Linked DNA regions of Homo sapiens: region 2 is linked to region 1. Evidence: chromatin loops called from intact Hi-C (ENCODE). Cell type or tissue: sigmoid colon. All regions are shown on one strand. Links, peaks and the distances in the headings refer to the core of each region. The heading gives the core; the rest is flanking DNA.

Region 1 (7,583 bases), core at 2,081-6,080:
CTGTTGAGAAATACAAGTTTTTCACTCAAATCATTTCACTTTCCCACAAAGTGATTTTACATAATAAGAAGGGCCAGTCTTGAAGCACTTATTTGCATCATTTAACACTCCCGATTCTACACAACGACCCTATGGCGTAGGTACCTGAAGAAGAAAGCTTTACTTGAAGCATCTGCCAAAAACAAGAAAGCTGAGAAGGGGCTGGGAAGTCCAAGCACATTCTGAATAAAAACTCTGCAGAAAATCAGACAGTGTTTAATTTTTGAAAACTTCCTCACTGTTCAGTAGATACCCGCCACTGATGGTTACATACACTAGGAACACTTTAAAATTAGGAGATGCTGATCTCTCACATTATGAATTTCTAAATCCTAGAAAGAAAGGCTTGGAGAGCTTCTGAATATAGAGAAGTTCCATTTAAGGACTAGGTCCCCCTTGTTGATGTATCAAAATATTACAGACTCTAAACTGAGACTTAATTCTCAAATGTGTTTTACTTGATCTAAAATAATCTGTCCACAAAAATAAAATTCTAAGTAATAAATTGTTATTTTCCCACCGTGGGAATCACTAACCCATTTATGCCTGAGGTTGCAATTTTTTGAACTGCAAAATCAGACCTTGGCAATGACTTTGAACAAGATATAAATAACTTCCACATGCTTAGCGTTCCAATAATGGAACACTGGGCATATAATGTGAAATGTATTCTATGAAAAGAAATTTTAAAAAATAGGAGCCAGGTACGGTGGCTCACGCCTGTAATCCCAGCACTTTGGGAGGCCGAGGCGGGTGGATCACCTGAGGTCAGAAGTTCCAGACCAGCCTGGTCAACGTGGTGAAACCCTGTCTCTACTAGTTAAATAAAAATCAGCCAGGCATGGTAGCAGGCGCCTGTAATCCCAGCTACTCGGGAGGCTGAGGCAGGAGAATCGCTTGAACCCAGGAGGCGGAGGTTGCAACAAGCCGAGATTGTGCCATTGCGCTCCAGCCTGGGCAACAAGAGCAAAACTTCGTCTCAAAAAATAATAATAATAATAAATAGAAAATAAAATAAAATGGTGTATAATAAAAATAAAATTATTCATATACAAATTTTCAGCAATACAAAAATCCATGAAGAATGCATTATAGAGCATGATAAAGCAAAAGAAAATCCATCTAGAAAATAAACAGGCAATGAACTAAAGAATCTATTAATTTTTGTGTAGTTCAAGAAATTAAAATATACTGCTAAAAGACTATGTCCAAATGGACTGTTATAAATAAAAGGACTCAGGAAATGAAGCAAGGATCACTAGAAGCTAAGATGGCTTCATTAAGACTAAATCAGGCCACAATCATCTCCTTTCTGTCTTTGACAGATGTCTAGGCTGGGAGATAAGGAGACTGTTAGAGCCATATCATAGCTGGATTTCCACAAGGCATTTGGAAGAAACAAGCATGACATGGTTGTGAATTAGACAGGAATTGGGGCTGGATGAAGGTACAGCAAAGTGGGTTGCTACTTGAAGAATGTGCCCAAAGAGTTTTGAATAATTAAAGAATGTCTCCAGAAACTTACCAGAATCTTTTATTAATTGCTTCAACGAAGGTTTTAATGACATGCAAGCCCTATTTTTGGATAAGAAAACACTAACACCAAGAAATGCCAGCAGGAAATTTGACAGGAATACACCATTGCTCTACACAAGACATCACTTCGTAGACTACGATCCCACGCACTCTGACAGGTTGCTCTAAATAAGTCAGCTGGCTGCTTCTATGAGGGGAAATAAACATATGTAAGAAGAGTCTTGGCTGGGCGTAGTGGCTCACGCCTGTAATCCCAGCACTTTGGGAGGCCGAGGCGGGTGGATCACGAGGTCAGGAGTTCAAGACCAGTCTGGCCAATATGGTGAAACCCTGTCTCTACTAAAAATACAAAAATTAGCCAGGCGTGGTGGTGCAAGCCTGTAGTCTCAGCTACTTGGGAGGCTGAGGCAGAAGAATCGCTTGAACCCGGGAGACAGATGTTGCAGTGAGCCTAGATTGCACCACTGCACTCCAGCCTGGGCAACAGAGTGAGACTCCATCTCGAAAAAAAAAAAAAAGAACAGTCTGGTTGTCTGGTAATTGGCAACCATAATTATTGGAAGACAAGGGCTGGCAGCATGGCATCTTACTTGTGAATGGTTGCTGACACACCCTGCCGGGGTTTGCGTGTGTGACACGTATACAACTTGTGGCTTAGGTGAGGGACTGAAGAAACATAGACATCTCATTAAATCTACTTCACTTGATAAAATACCAACTCAAAATTAGACGGACCAAGTTCTTTTTTATTACTTGTACAAGCAAATTTCTCTGGCTTCCTCACTTTTCTGGTCAATTTAAAACAGCTGCCTATAATCAATAATTTTTCTTAAAATGGCCCAGGAAATTTTTCTGGAGATCATCTTTTTGAAAGTAGAATAACAAGTCAGCCGGGCGCAGTGACTCACACTTGTAATCCCAGCACTTTGGGAGGCTGTGGCAGGTGGACCACCTGAAGTCAGGAGTTGGAGACCAGCCTGGCCAACATGGTGAAACCCTGTCTCTACTAAACATACAGAAAATTACCCAGGCGTCGTAGCAGATGTCTGTAATCCCAGCTACTCGAAAGGCTGAGGCAGGAGAATCCCTTGAACCTGAGAGGCAGAGGTTGCAGTGAGCTGAAATCATGCCACTGCACTCCAGTCTGGGAGACAGAGCAAGACTCCATCTCAGAAAAAAAAAAGTAACAGTCAATGTTACATTGCTGGGGTTGATGGCAATGTGATTCAACACACACAGAAATCAATGTGGACCAATACCATAAATACCCATAATTTGTCACTTATAGGAATTTGGCTTTGGGAAATCATCCCAAGGAATAAAAAGGCTATAAACACAAGCAATAAAAAGGCTATAAACGCAAAGAAAGGTTAACCAAACTGTAGCATATCTGCTGCCTAGAACAGTCTACACTCAAAAATCACAAACATGAAGACTGTGAAATGCAGAGGACTCAATTTGTTATGATGTTAAAGTTTGTTTTTTTTTTAAAGAATTTAAAAATTGCTTCTGCACAACGAGTAGGAATACACAGTGTCTGGATGTCAGATGCAAAGAATTTGACTTGCTGGGGTTTCGGGACTACAAGTCATTTTTCTCTAAAATTTATTTATTTACTTACGTATTTAATTTATTTAAGACAGAGTCTTGCTCTGTCACCCAGGCTGGAGTGCAGTGGCATGATCTTGCCTCACTGCCACCTCTGCCTCCTGGGTTCAAGTGATTCTCCTGCTTCAGCCTCCCGAGTAGCTGAGATTACAGGCATGCGCCACCACACCCAGCTAACTTTTGTATTTTTAGTAGGGACGGGGTTTTTCCATGTTGGCCAAGTTGGTCTCAAACTCCTAACCTCAGGTGATCTGCCCGCCTCGGCCTCCCAAAGTGCTGGGATTACAGGCATGAGCCACTGTACCTGGCCAAATTTATTTAACTAAGAGGTTGGTCTTATTGCTATATTACAGGAAGGAAAAAAAGAAATACTGAAAATAAAATGAAGAAGCATAGTCTCCCAGAATGCTTTCATAATTGAGATGAAATTCACGTTGGTAGTCTATACAGTATGAACAGGTTTATATTCCAAATATTTACTCTCATATTGATGAATACTTCATACCCCAAAGCATTTTCCACTATTACATGGTGGAAGAGTTCTCAAGTCAACCCTGGAAAGCCCATTTCACCACGATGAAGCTTAACAACACTATGAACAAGACCTAACTGCTATTTAGTTTCATTTCTGTTGACAAGTATATTCTGAAGCCCAGTTCAACATCCCCAGTGCTCGTTTCACCCAGTCCGAGACTCCCAAGGTTGCTCTTTGATGTTGAGAACACAGGCAGTGTTCTCAAAGGTTAGTACGGTCAAGGGTTCTACAGGTTGAAGCTCCTGGAAATAGGAAAAACAGGCACCATTATGAGGAACCTAGCAGCATCAGAGGTCACCACGACAGCTGGGGTAGGCCCGGGAGTTCCCTTAATGCCTCCAGCAGTGTCGGGCCGGAGAGGAAAGGTCCTGGCCACGTTGCGTGTCAGCTCTGCTTTTAGGAAGGATTGGGCATGGGTGGGCACAGTGCCAGAGGCAGGACCGGGGGAGATGATAAGATGCAGTGTCCATATATCCAGAACACTTGTAATTGGTATTCTGGAGTCAAGGACTACCTATGTCACTGTTTTTATTTTAAAAAAGAAAATCATGGAATGATCACTCATAGATCTACTTGAAATATCATATGAGGCTGGGCATGTTGGCTCATGCCTGTAATCTAAGCACTTTGGGAGGCCAAGCGGGGAGAATCACTTGAGGCCAGAAGTTCAAGACCCTGTCTCTCCAAAAAAAAAAAAAAAAACTTAAAAAGCTGGGCATGGTGGCATGCACCTATAGTCCTAGCTTCTCAGGATGCTGAGATGGGAGGATGGCTTGAGACCAGGAGCTGAGACTGCAGTGAGCTATGATTGTGCCACTGCACTCCAGCCTCAGTAACAGAGCGAGACCCTGTTTCTAAAAATAATAATAAATAAGTAAATGAAATGTCATCTGATGCTTATTACCCATTTCCCAGCTGGGAAGGAAAGGGATCCTGCTAATTTCCTATCAGTCAACCTTGATTTTGCTTCTAATAAGTTTGGAAGATAAGAGAGAGCACAAAATAAACATATACAGAGTTAAAGACTTTGAGGTAGGAGCTTTTTCAACACTGATTTATAATGAATGTATCTCTAGAAACAACAGCCTGAGAAAAAGGGAAGTTCTCAGAGTTTTACCATTTACCCTGGTGGTGTGGAGGTACAATGCAGGAATAGAGTTTGTTGTAAAAGGTTTGCACCATAATTGTTCCTATATTGATGCAAAAAAACCTTGTAGAAAAGGAGAAAATTGTAAAATATTTTTAAAGGAAATGACAAAGAAGTGGGGATCTCTTTAATCCCACCACCATTAAAATTTTTCAGCGGATCAACTCAAAAAGAGAAAAGTTAATATAAAGCCATTACAGACAGGGTCAAGAGAACCAACGGTGCAGGGATGAGGGGGAGGGACAGTGGCAACTGGCCAAGAACAGAAGACAAGGGCAATCTTCGGTCACTAAATACAGACATTTCTAGTAAAGGAAACACGGTATAATTTGAAGACAGAGAACTTGCATGAAAAAGGTAAAAATGTTTTAAATAAGCAGTAAAAAATAATTTTTAATTAAGTTTTTCAACAAGAATAGCCAACCCAAAAGGCTTTGGTTAATAGAAATCACAAATCTCAACTGTTGCTCCTGAAATTGTGATAATACACCATCTATAACTGAAATCTTTCCTGGGAAACTGAAAATAAAAATGCAAAACAGATTTATTACATTATGCCTCAAACTAGTTTTTAAATTGAAAATTCAACGATGCCTGACTTGAGAAGTTTTCTATAATATGCATGGCAATAATAAGTAAATATTCTCCCTCTCGAATACGTATTTAATTTGAATACATATTGGGCTGGTTAGGGAATTTCTATTCCTACAACTTACATAATCTGGTTAACTAATTTATCATATACTCAAGTTCCTTTCTGTTCTGCTCATTATAATACCAGGTTTCTTAACAGAATCTTTAATGATTCTCTCATCATCAAAAGCTGTTCTTGTCTGCCTGTTAAAATGACCAAAGTATGGCACAAAAAATGAAAAAATACCTTCTGTGAACTTGGTCTGAAACAGTCCATGGTAATTTAGGTAGACAAAGAACATTTATTTAAGAATGCATTATAAATTAAAGGCCTTAAATATATTTTAAGTGCTTTTCCTGTACTGCTTTATGATGACCAAAAAAAAAAAAAAAGTACTCATTTCTGACCACAGCCTTAAGAAATCTGCCCCAGCTGCCTGATCTACTTGAAGCCCTGCAAGGGGGCATGGGTTCATGTTCTTGGCCACTGGGCACACCTGGCTCTTCCTCCTTGTTAAGGAGTACATTCCCACAGGCCAGCACCCATCAGGCAACCCAGCCCGGGCCATTCACTGGGGACATCATGGGAAGTGACCTGCATCACAGGACAAGGAGAGGAGAAAGACACTCCTGCCCTGAGGCCCGTCTGACACCTGTGGAGCTGGCGAGCCTTCATGGGCCTTATCGGTTTGCCACCAAGCTGGACTTGTAACCTCAGAAACATCCTGGGTCCAGGGCCAAAGACTGTCCTCAGCACACATAAGGTCAATTGGTATCAATGACAGAAAGGAGCCTGGGCCCATACGGTGAGCCTCGGATGTGCAGGACATGCGTCCCCGTTTCACCCCCCGAACACTTCTGAAGGAGGACTTCGCAGGGACTTCTCTCAAGGAAGGAGGGTCCTTCAGAGTGCAGGGGGTGTGGACACCGCAGACTCCACCTCCCTTAGAGCCATAGTGAAGCCCACAGGGGACCCGCAGGTCAGCCTGGGCAACCCAGGAAGCAGTCAAGGCACAAGGGCACCGCTTTAAGCCTTCAGACATCTTAGCCTCTCCTTTCTAGCTAGAAAACTTCTTTCTCCTTTTTTTTTCTTTTGAGACGGAGTCTCACCCTGTCCCCCAGGCTGGAGTGTAATGGCATGATCTCGGCTCACTGCAACCTCCACCTCCAGGATTCAAGCGATTCTCCTGCCTCAGCCTCCCGAGTAGCTGGGATTACAGGCACACACCACCACGCCCAGCTTTATTTTTTTTCTTTGTATTTTTAGTAGAGACGGGGTTTCACCAGTGTTGGTCAGGCTGGTCTCGAACTCCTGACCTCGTGATCCGCCCGCCTCGGCCTCCCAAAGTGCTGGGATTACAGGTGTGAGCCACCGCACCCGGCCTGAAACTTCTTTAACAAATATTTATGAAGGCTTCTTTCTTACAGAAACTGTTCTGTTCAGGACACTCCTGTGAACAAGAGGCCCACGTGGGTGCTGCCGAAATGCGAGGGGTGTTCGGCCCCACCAGGAAAGTCCACTCAACCTGAACAACAAGCGGCAGCCATGTTCAAGCAGGCAGGGCTGCCAACTCACGCTCAGCAGAGCAAACTGCACCCAATCCAAGGGACCGCAGAGTTCTGAGAACATTTGCTCTCCCAGCTTAAAATAGCAAATGTGAACACTTTTCCTCAGGACTTTCATTTTCTTTGTCTCAAGTCAAAATAATTGTCTTCATGATTGACTGACTCCCCAAAGAGGGTTCAACATTTATTACATGTCATACTGAACAGCATGCTTTGCAGATTAAAATAGAACAAGACTCTGGTCACAGAAATTACATCAACAGGAGGAAAATGAAAATAAGATAACTAACTGTACATGTCCCCAACAGCCCTCTCCACTAGATTATTTCAACAGCCACACGATTTCTGCAGCTATAGTCTCCAGCTCCATATGGTAATCCAGCAACTTCTGGACTCAAATGATTTCCACTCAGCTATAACCATGTTGCTCTCCTGCTCAAAGCCTTCCACAGCTCTCATCACCTACGAAGTTGAATAAGTTATTTCGCCTGACATTCAAGGCCCTGTAAGGTGACATGA
Region 2 (7,583 bases), core at 2,233-6,232, 120 kb before region 1:
AGGAAAGGAAGGAGAGAGGAAGGAAGGAAAGGAGGGAGGGAGAGAGAGAGAGAAAGAAAGGAGGAGGAGACACCAGAGTTTGCTTGCTCTCTCTCTGCCATGAAAGGACACTACAAGGAGGCGGCCCTCTGCAAACCAGGAAGAGAGCCCTCACCAGGACTGGAATTGGCCAACACCTTGATCTTGGACTTCCAGCCTCCAGAACTGTGAGCAAATACAATTCTGTTGTTTAAGCCATCCAGTCAGTGACGTGTGGTTATGACAGCCCCACCTAAGTGGTATGGAGCCACTTACAGCAAAAGACAGAGGGGAATCAATTAAAAACTCAAACCCCATCTTTACCTTCTTTGGATAACAAGTGGATAGCAACCAATCACCTTTTCAGCTGGAAAGGGTCTTGGACTATAAGGAAGGGGATTTTGTCGTCAGGACAAATTTCCATTTTCAAATATACTTATGGAGTCAATGCCTCCGGTTCAAAACAAGGAAGGAGACCACCCAAAATGGGGTTTCATTTGCTAGTTGTGTGGGCAAGTGGCTGTGCCAGCTACTCAGGAAGCTGAGGCAGGCGGATCCCTTGAGCCCAGGAGTTCATGGCTGCAGTAAGCTATGATCGTACCACTGCACCCCAGCCTGGGTGACAGCGCAAGACCCCAGCTCTAAAATCAAACAAACAAAACCACACATGCAATTTTTAAAAATGAGATTTCATGTTTGAAATCTCTCTTGCTCTCCCTTCTCTCTCTCTGGTACCTGCAATTTCCTTTAGGATTAGCTTTGGCCAAACTAATAACCCATCTTCTTGGCAGCAACGCTAGAAATAGGGAGTGGCAGCTGGAAGCAGAGAGAAGTCGCCCTGCACTCCACATGGCTGTGTGTGTCTGTGTGCTGAGCATGGAGCTGCTTGTTCTCCAAAAGGAAGCCCTACACTTGCAAAAACTGTAATTCTGGGGGTGATTTCAGAATCAGCCTCACAGGTGTTCCTTCCTAAACTTTCCTAACCTACTGAGAACGTGTAACCAAAGTGGGATGTGAAAAGCACCCCTATTTGCTTTCCAACTGGTTGCTTCTGAGCGGGAGTTAATTCTTCACAAAGAACCTACCTACACACACCCTCAAATGTCAGGCCTGGTGTTATCTCTGGTTCCATCACAGCGGTGGCTGCTCAAACCAACTGAAGGGGACAAGACTCATTTCGGCAAAATCTCCCCATGACGGAATCACTGGGTAAAGCTATACACATGCTTGCAACGCAGTGTTCTGGCATCCACTAGTTACAAATAAAAACTTTAGCTGTGTTACAACGCAAGGATGAAGATGACTTGGGAGACCCCCAAGGCGAAAGAGGTGGGACCCCAAAGGCATGGCTGCTGGAGGCTGAGCTCTCCAGGGCAATGGGCCTCACCTGGATGGGGAGGGGGCTCCGGGTCCTGTGTCTGCAGGGTGCACCAGGAGCTGCAGAGGATCTGCCACGCATGGGCTGTGTGACCTGGAACAAGTTCTTTAACCTCTCTATGCCTTTGTTTCCACATCTACAAAATTTGGGATGATCCAAGAACTACCTAGCAGGATTCTCATGGAGATTAAATAGTTTTTCACAAGGAAACAACTTCCAGCAGTGCCTGACTGCCAACAGGAACCCCCTGTTGGCTAGGGGTTTTGCTTGTTAATGGTGTTATGACTTTTTTAGGGAGTCCACATCTGAGAGTAGGGGACAGCTGGTTCGAGCCAAGGCGGTAGCTCTTCACTCTACTGTTAAAAATAGCTCAGCACCTTCCTGAGACAAGGGTTGACACACACTGAATGAGAGCAGCCTGCAGTCAAATGTTCACAAACAAATTCAACAGCAACCATGAGGGTTGACATACTCCAGCCGAAACCGTCTCATGTGACAGATTCCTCCGCATTCCCCGGGTCCATGACATAAGCCGCACTTCAGTGTCACTGTTGGAAGGCACTGGTGATACTGTCCATAGGAGGGAGAGGCCTGAACATCTGAAACCACTGAAGATTATCAATGACAATAAGACGCTGAAAAATGTGAAGTTCTAGGAGCTATTTTATTTGAGGATCACAATTGTAACTCACCTTTGGAAGCGAAATTGGCAAGAAATTTCTTACTGCCCGACTGCTCTTACTGCTGGGCTGGGACTCAGAAAACCACCAGTGAATTCTGAAGTCTCCTCACTGCAGTGACTCAAGCATTCACAGTCTCCTCTGCATCTTTTGTTTTCCAGGACACCACGAGGCGAAGGAAGGAAGAGCGAGCAGATGTGAGCTCCTAAGCACGGCCGTCTCCACCCACTGCTGCACTCCTCAGCCTTCCCAGACACAGCCTGGTTTTTCCTACTGCACATGGCACTTTCATGAAAGGCCACCTGTTCTCACATCTATCTCCTGAAACTCCTTTAGGAGTGGAGACAAACGGGCACAAGTAACTTGAGTTGTAAAGTTCAGGAAAATTTAGATAAGTGCTTGATCATAACACATCAGCTGGTTTAATGGACCATCTTCGCATAAAACACTTCATCCTTGTCTGGGAGGGGTGCTCATACCTGTAATCCCAGCACTTTGGGAGGCAGAGGCGGGGCATTGCTTGAGCCCAGGAGTTCGAGACAGCTTGGGCAATATAGTGAGATCTCTGTCTCAGCAAAAACGTTAAACAGCTGGGCATGGTGGTATGTGCCTGTGGTCCCAGCTACTCAGGAGGCTGAGGTGTACTGTGGCTGCAGTGAGCCAGAATCACACCACAGCACTCCACCCTGAGTGACAGGGCAAGACCCTGTTTTAAAAAACAAACAAATGAACAAAATTTCATCTTTAACTCACAGTCGATTGTTATTGTGTAACCATCTGAGAAGGCCCAAAGAGCCATTTAAGGAGCCCTGGGAGCGCTGTCCTGTTGGCCATCCATGACTTGGCCTCCCAGCTCTGGGTGTTTTAGCTTCTCTCTCGCCCACACAGGGTCCTGGTGTTTTTCCAACCTTCTCCACTCCAAGTCTTTGAACCATCTGCTATCTTCAATCCGAGTCCCAAGCAAACACAAAGCTCCTCCCAACAATACATACATACAATAAGGACAATCGGTCTGCCCCTCTCTTCCTTAATTGGCTCATCCTATTTCCCTAGAGGTGCTCTGGGAAATGCGTCCCGCAGGACCACAAGAGCTGGGTTATTCGTGGGGTCTAATTGCCTCAAAAAGGAGACAGCAATTTGCAGGGCCTGGCTGATTTCATTTAATTTGCTTTAAGCAAATTCTGCTGTCATGTCAAACTACCCAGGATTCCACCACAAACATTTCCCCACCTCTTTCTTTTTTGAGCCGTCTTGAAATTATAAAATGAATAACAAGATGACATAGGCTGGGCACGGTGGCTCATGCCTGTAATCCCAGCACTTTGGGAGGCCGAGGCGGGCAGATCATGAGGTCAAGAGATCGAGACCATCCTGGCCAACATGGTGAAACCCTGTCTCTACTAAAAATACAAAAATTAGCTGGGCATGGTGGCACACGCCTGTAGTCCCAGCTACTCGGGAGGCTGAGGCAGGAGAATCGCTTGAACCCGGGAGACGGAGGTTGCAGTGAGCCGAGATTGCGCCAGTGCACTCCAGCCTGGCGACAAAGCAAGACTCCATCTCAAAAAAAAAAAAAAAAAAAAAAAAGACATAAAATATAATAAATGTTGCTAACCAGCAGAATGCCAGGTATATAGTAGGATCTCAGGAAAATGTTTGCTACTTTCACTTTCTCACCAAGAAGAATGTGACTTATAACACTGGCTCCATGTCAAACACTGACGTAAGATCTAGTGTTCAACCCCAAGCCTCCCTGCCTGCACCTGTACCCATCCGCACACACGTTCTTCTCCCTACATGCCTGAGCTTGGACCCAGCTCAATCCGTGTTACACAAGAGGGACCTGTAGCTTGGGCAGCCTTGGCAACCTGCCAAACGGTGAGTGAGCCGTGAGGATGGGACCCTCATCCTAAACCCAGTCTTTGTTTAGATGATGATGACTTGCAAGGTGGTGGGTTTTTCTCGAAGTCTAGTCTTTCCTAAAAGTGGGCTATCACAGGCGCTCTTGTGGGGCGAGGAGGTGAGCAAAGAGCGGGCCGAGATGAGGAGGCGGCTGGCAGGTCCTTCCCTATGATCCCTTCCCAGTGTTGTGCCATGTTACTTCTTCCGCATTTTTTTTCTCTAAAGGAATGACGATAGACTCATGCTAAAAAGGCTAGCAGACCAAAGCAAAAATCTTTCAGCTGGGGCTGCGAGGGGAGCCTTAGCTATCATAGAGAGTAAGTCCAACAGCAGCCTTAGGTAGCTGGCTTGAGTATCAGTTTCTTAGGGACAAAGGTCCATTCATGGGTGGCTTAAAGGAACAGAAGTTTATTCTCTCACAGTTCAGGAGGCCAGTAAGTCCAAGGTCAAGGCATTAGCAGGGCCGGTTCCTCCTGAAGGTTCTGGGAGAATCTGCTCCATGCCTCTCCTGGTGGCGCTGGCAAGCCCTGGCATCCCGCTCCTGGGTTTGTGGCTCCAGCACTGCAGTCTCTGCCCCCATCATCACACGGCCTTCTCCCTGGGCCTGCACGTTTGTGCAGGTGTGTGTGTGTGTGTGTGTGTGTGTTTGGGGGAAGGGGAGGATTATGACCCACCCGATTCCAGAGTGTGTGTGTGTGTGTGTGTGTGTGTGTGTGTATTATGACCCACCCGATTCCAGAGTGTATGTGTGTGTGTGTATTATGACCCACCCGATTCCAGAGTGTATGTGTGTATTATGACCCACCCGATTCGAGTGAGTGTGTGTGTGTGTGTGTGTGTGTGTGTGTGTATTATGACCCACCCGATTCCAGAGTGACTTCACTTTAACTTACATCTTCATTACATCTGTAAGGACTCTGCTTCCAAATTAAGTCACATTCACAGGGCTTAGGACTTCAACATATTTTGGAGGGAGCACAGTTCAACCTAAAACAGCTTGACTTCTGGAGTAGCCCATGAAAGAAAACCCTGGCCCACTTCTCCTCCTGCCCTCTTTAGCCAAATTATGTCTGTGATAAAGTCAGAAGCCGCACTGTAAAGACCTCGGGTAAGCCAGTGAGCCCAGCTGAGGGAGAAGGCAGAGCGCCCTGTGCACACGGCCTCTATAGTGACTCAAGAAAACGCCGCGGCTCTGTTGTGATGGTTCTTATGCAGGAGAGGCTTATAAACTGATGTAAGAGATGCTTCAAATTTTTTCTTATAAATAATGTCCCCATCTTCTAAAGCCTCCTAGTTTTAAAAAACAGCTCTGCCCCAGCTGGGTGTACTAATTATTCCACTGAGCTATACTGACCTCTTTTCCGGTGGGGGGGGAAGCATTATGAATTTCTTGTATCATCAAAATTAAAACTGAAATGCTAGAATAAATCCATCTTTTCTCTATCTTGAATACTTACAGTTTGAAGCACAAACATGCACCTTGCAAACTGAGCTATGACCACCTTAAAAATAGCATTTACTGGCTGGGCGCAGTGTCTCACGCCTGTAATCCCAGCATTTTGGGAGGCCGAGGCAGGCAGATCACAAGGTCAGGAGATTGAGACCATCCTGGCTAACACGGTGAAACCCTGTCTCTACTAAAAATACAAAAATTAGCCAGGCGTGGTAGCGGGCGCCTGTAGTCCCAGCTACTAGGGAGGCTGAGGCAGGAGAATGGCATGAACCCGGGAGGTGGAGCTTGCAGTGAGCCAAGATCACGCCACTCCACTCCAGCCTGGGCGACAGAGCGAGACTCCGTCTCAAAGAAAAAAAAAAAAAAAAAAAGCAGTTACCACCTGCAATCCCAGCACTTTGGGAGGTCAATGCAGGCAGATCGCCTTAGGTAAGGAGTTCAAGACCAGCCTGGCCAACATGGTGAAACCCTGTCTCTACCTAAAAAAATACAAAAATTAGCCAAGCATGGTGGTAGGTGCCTATAATCCCAGCTACTCCAGAGGCTGAGGCAGGAGAACTGCTTGAACCTGGGAGGCGGAGGTTGTAGTGAGCCAAGATCGTGCCACTATACTCCAGCCTGGGTGACAGAGCGAGACTCCGTCTCAAAAAAAAACAAAAAACAACAAAAAAAAACAAAACGAAATAAAAGAACAGCAGTTACATTGCAGGCAGGCAAACCCATCATTACGGTAGCCATTCCTGCTCATCAAAGTTTATTTTTGAAAGTACGAGTTCTCTCTAGGAGAATTTCAAAGGCTCTTACTTTATTTAAAGTTTCTCCAGAAGGATAAGATTTTTAAAGTGTAAGAAAGGGCCACCAACCAGAATACGGCTGGGATTGCATTGAAAAGCCACCACTTTCCCAACGTGTGCACGTGTGTGCACACACACACACGCACATGCACACACACACACAGCACCCTGATTTGCTATCTGCCGATTTTCCTTGCTCTCAACTGGCAGGAAAGGATGAAGAGAGTATGTCATGAAATTAAAAGATACTAAAATATTTAAAAGGCCAAAATTCATTGCCCTAACAGGAAGCAAACCAGGGCTGGAGGTGGGAGAGGGAGTCACACACAGACCTGCTAGTACTTTGGCAACTGCTTTCCTTTGGGAGAGGAAACAAACAAACAAAAAAAACCTGGGATTAAATCCCACTCAGTCATTCCTTAGCCATGGGACTTTGACATAGTACTGATCATTTTGGGCTTCAGTTTCCCATGTGCAAAATGAGGATAACTTCCTGAAGCTTGCAGGTTTGCAGTAAACATGAAAAATATCACAATAGATACATTAGGCCACCAGGGCCACAGTGAAAGTTCAATCAAGAGTGGTGCTGCTGTTAATTTGTAAGTGTGATTGTTTCTGCTGTAACTAAGAAGTTAATGATTACTAAGAAGCAACAGGTCCTTAACCCAGTTTTCCACTGAATTTCCTTACTACCTCCCTTGCCTTTCACAAACTTCCCACAGATAGAGCCTGTTTCCTGCTCCATGAACCCTAACAATTTCTGGGAATGCTATTGCTATGCCCTTTGACCTCTCCTTCTTAGGTAATGGGGAAGGGGACTCTGACCCTGCATTTCCAAAGAGCTTCTCTCTGCAAGGGGGCAGGAGGAAGGATATATTGAGATTCATCTCCAACAGGAAACTTAAGACAAATAAAATCAAATCTCAATAAACAATTTGAGTGTACTCAAAAATACTGTCTTTCTTAGGGGATAAAGTTACTCTTTGAAACAAATCAACATCCTGGCCCACACCACCCACCACCACCCACCACCACCAGTCACACAACACCTTCAACTGGACAGCCCACGAGTTTCATCCCATCCTCTAAAATCTACCAAGTGTTCACACTTGTAACTGATATCTACCCCATCTCCAAATGTCAACTCGAAACCTCCACATTTCAGACTTTATAAATTAGCAAAATAGCCATTTTTGAAAATTTCACTAAGATTGGAATATTTAAATTCCTAGTTTCAAATTCTTCAATCTAATGTGCTCTGGGCCACATGAAGGCAGATGCACCTGGGCATAAGCACAGCTGTGTGGATGATGAGGATGTCTGTGTCATCTTTGTGATGCCTAATTACTGATGTACAG

What was found. Peaks named below come from ENCODE experiments on the same cell type or tissue, not always from the same donor. Only the 100,000 strongest peaks of a DNase experiment are listed, where the experiment ranks them.
Region 2: it touches region 1 in a loop (2.7-fold over the local background); 1 of 110 quality-filtered maps calls a loop at or near these places.

Annotation. Positions count from the first base shown.
Region 1 is chr13:98,187,571-98,195,153 of GRCh38, reverse strand. The region is part of intron 1 of FARP1 (FERM, ARH/RhoGEF and pleckstrin domain protein 1); the gene reads right to left. Among named protein-coding and RNA genes, the nearest start is that of RNF113B, 14 kb to the right of the region's middle. In sigmoid colon, for the core only: no CTCF peak of the experiment used is centred there; a DNase peak (open chromatin) is centred at 4,094; H3K27ac peaks cover 336 bases.
Region 2 is chr13:98,310,355-98,317,937 of GRCh38, reverse strand. All of the region lies in intron 2 of FARP1 (FERM, ARH/RhoGEF and pleckstrin domain protein 1), which reads right to left. Among named protein-coding and RNA genes, the nearest start is that of MIR3170, 110 kb to the right of the region's middle. RefSeq lists an enhancer at 1,543-2,185 and a silencer at 4,209-4,503. In sigmoid colon, for the core only: no CTCF peak of the experiment used is centred there; DNase peaks (open chromatin) are centred at 3,938 and 5,135.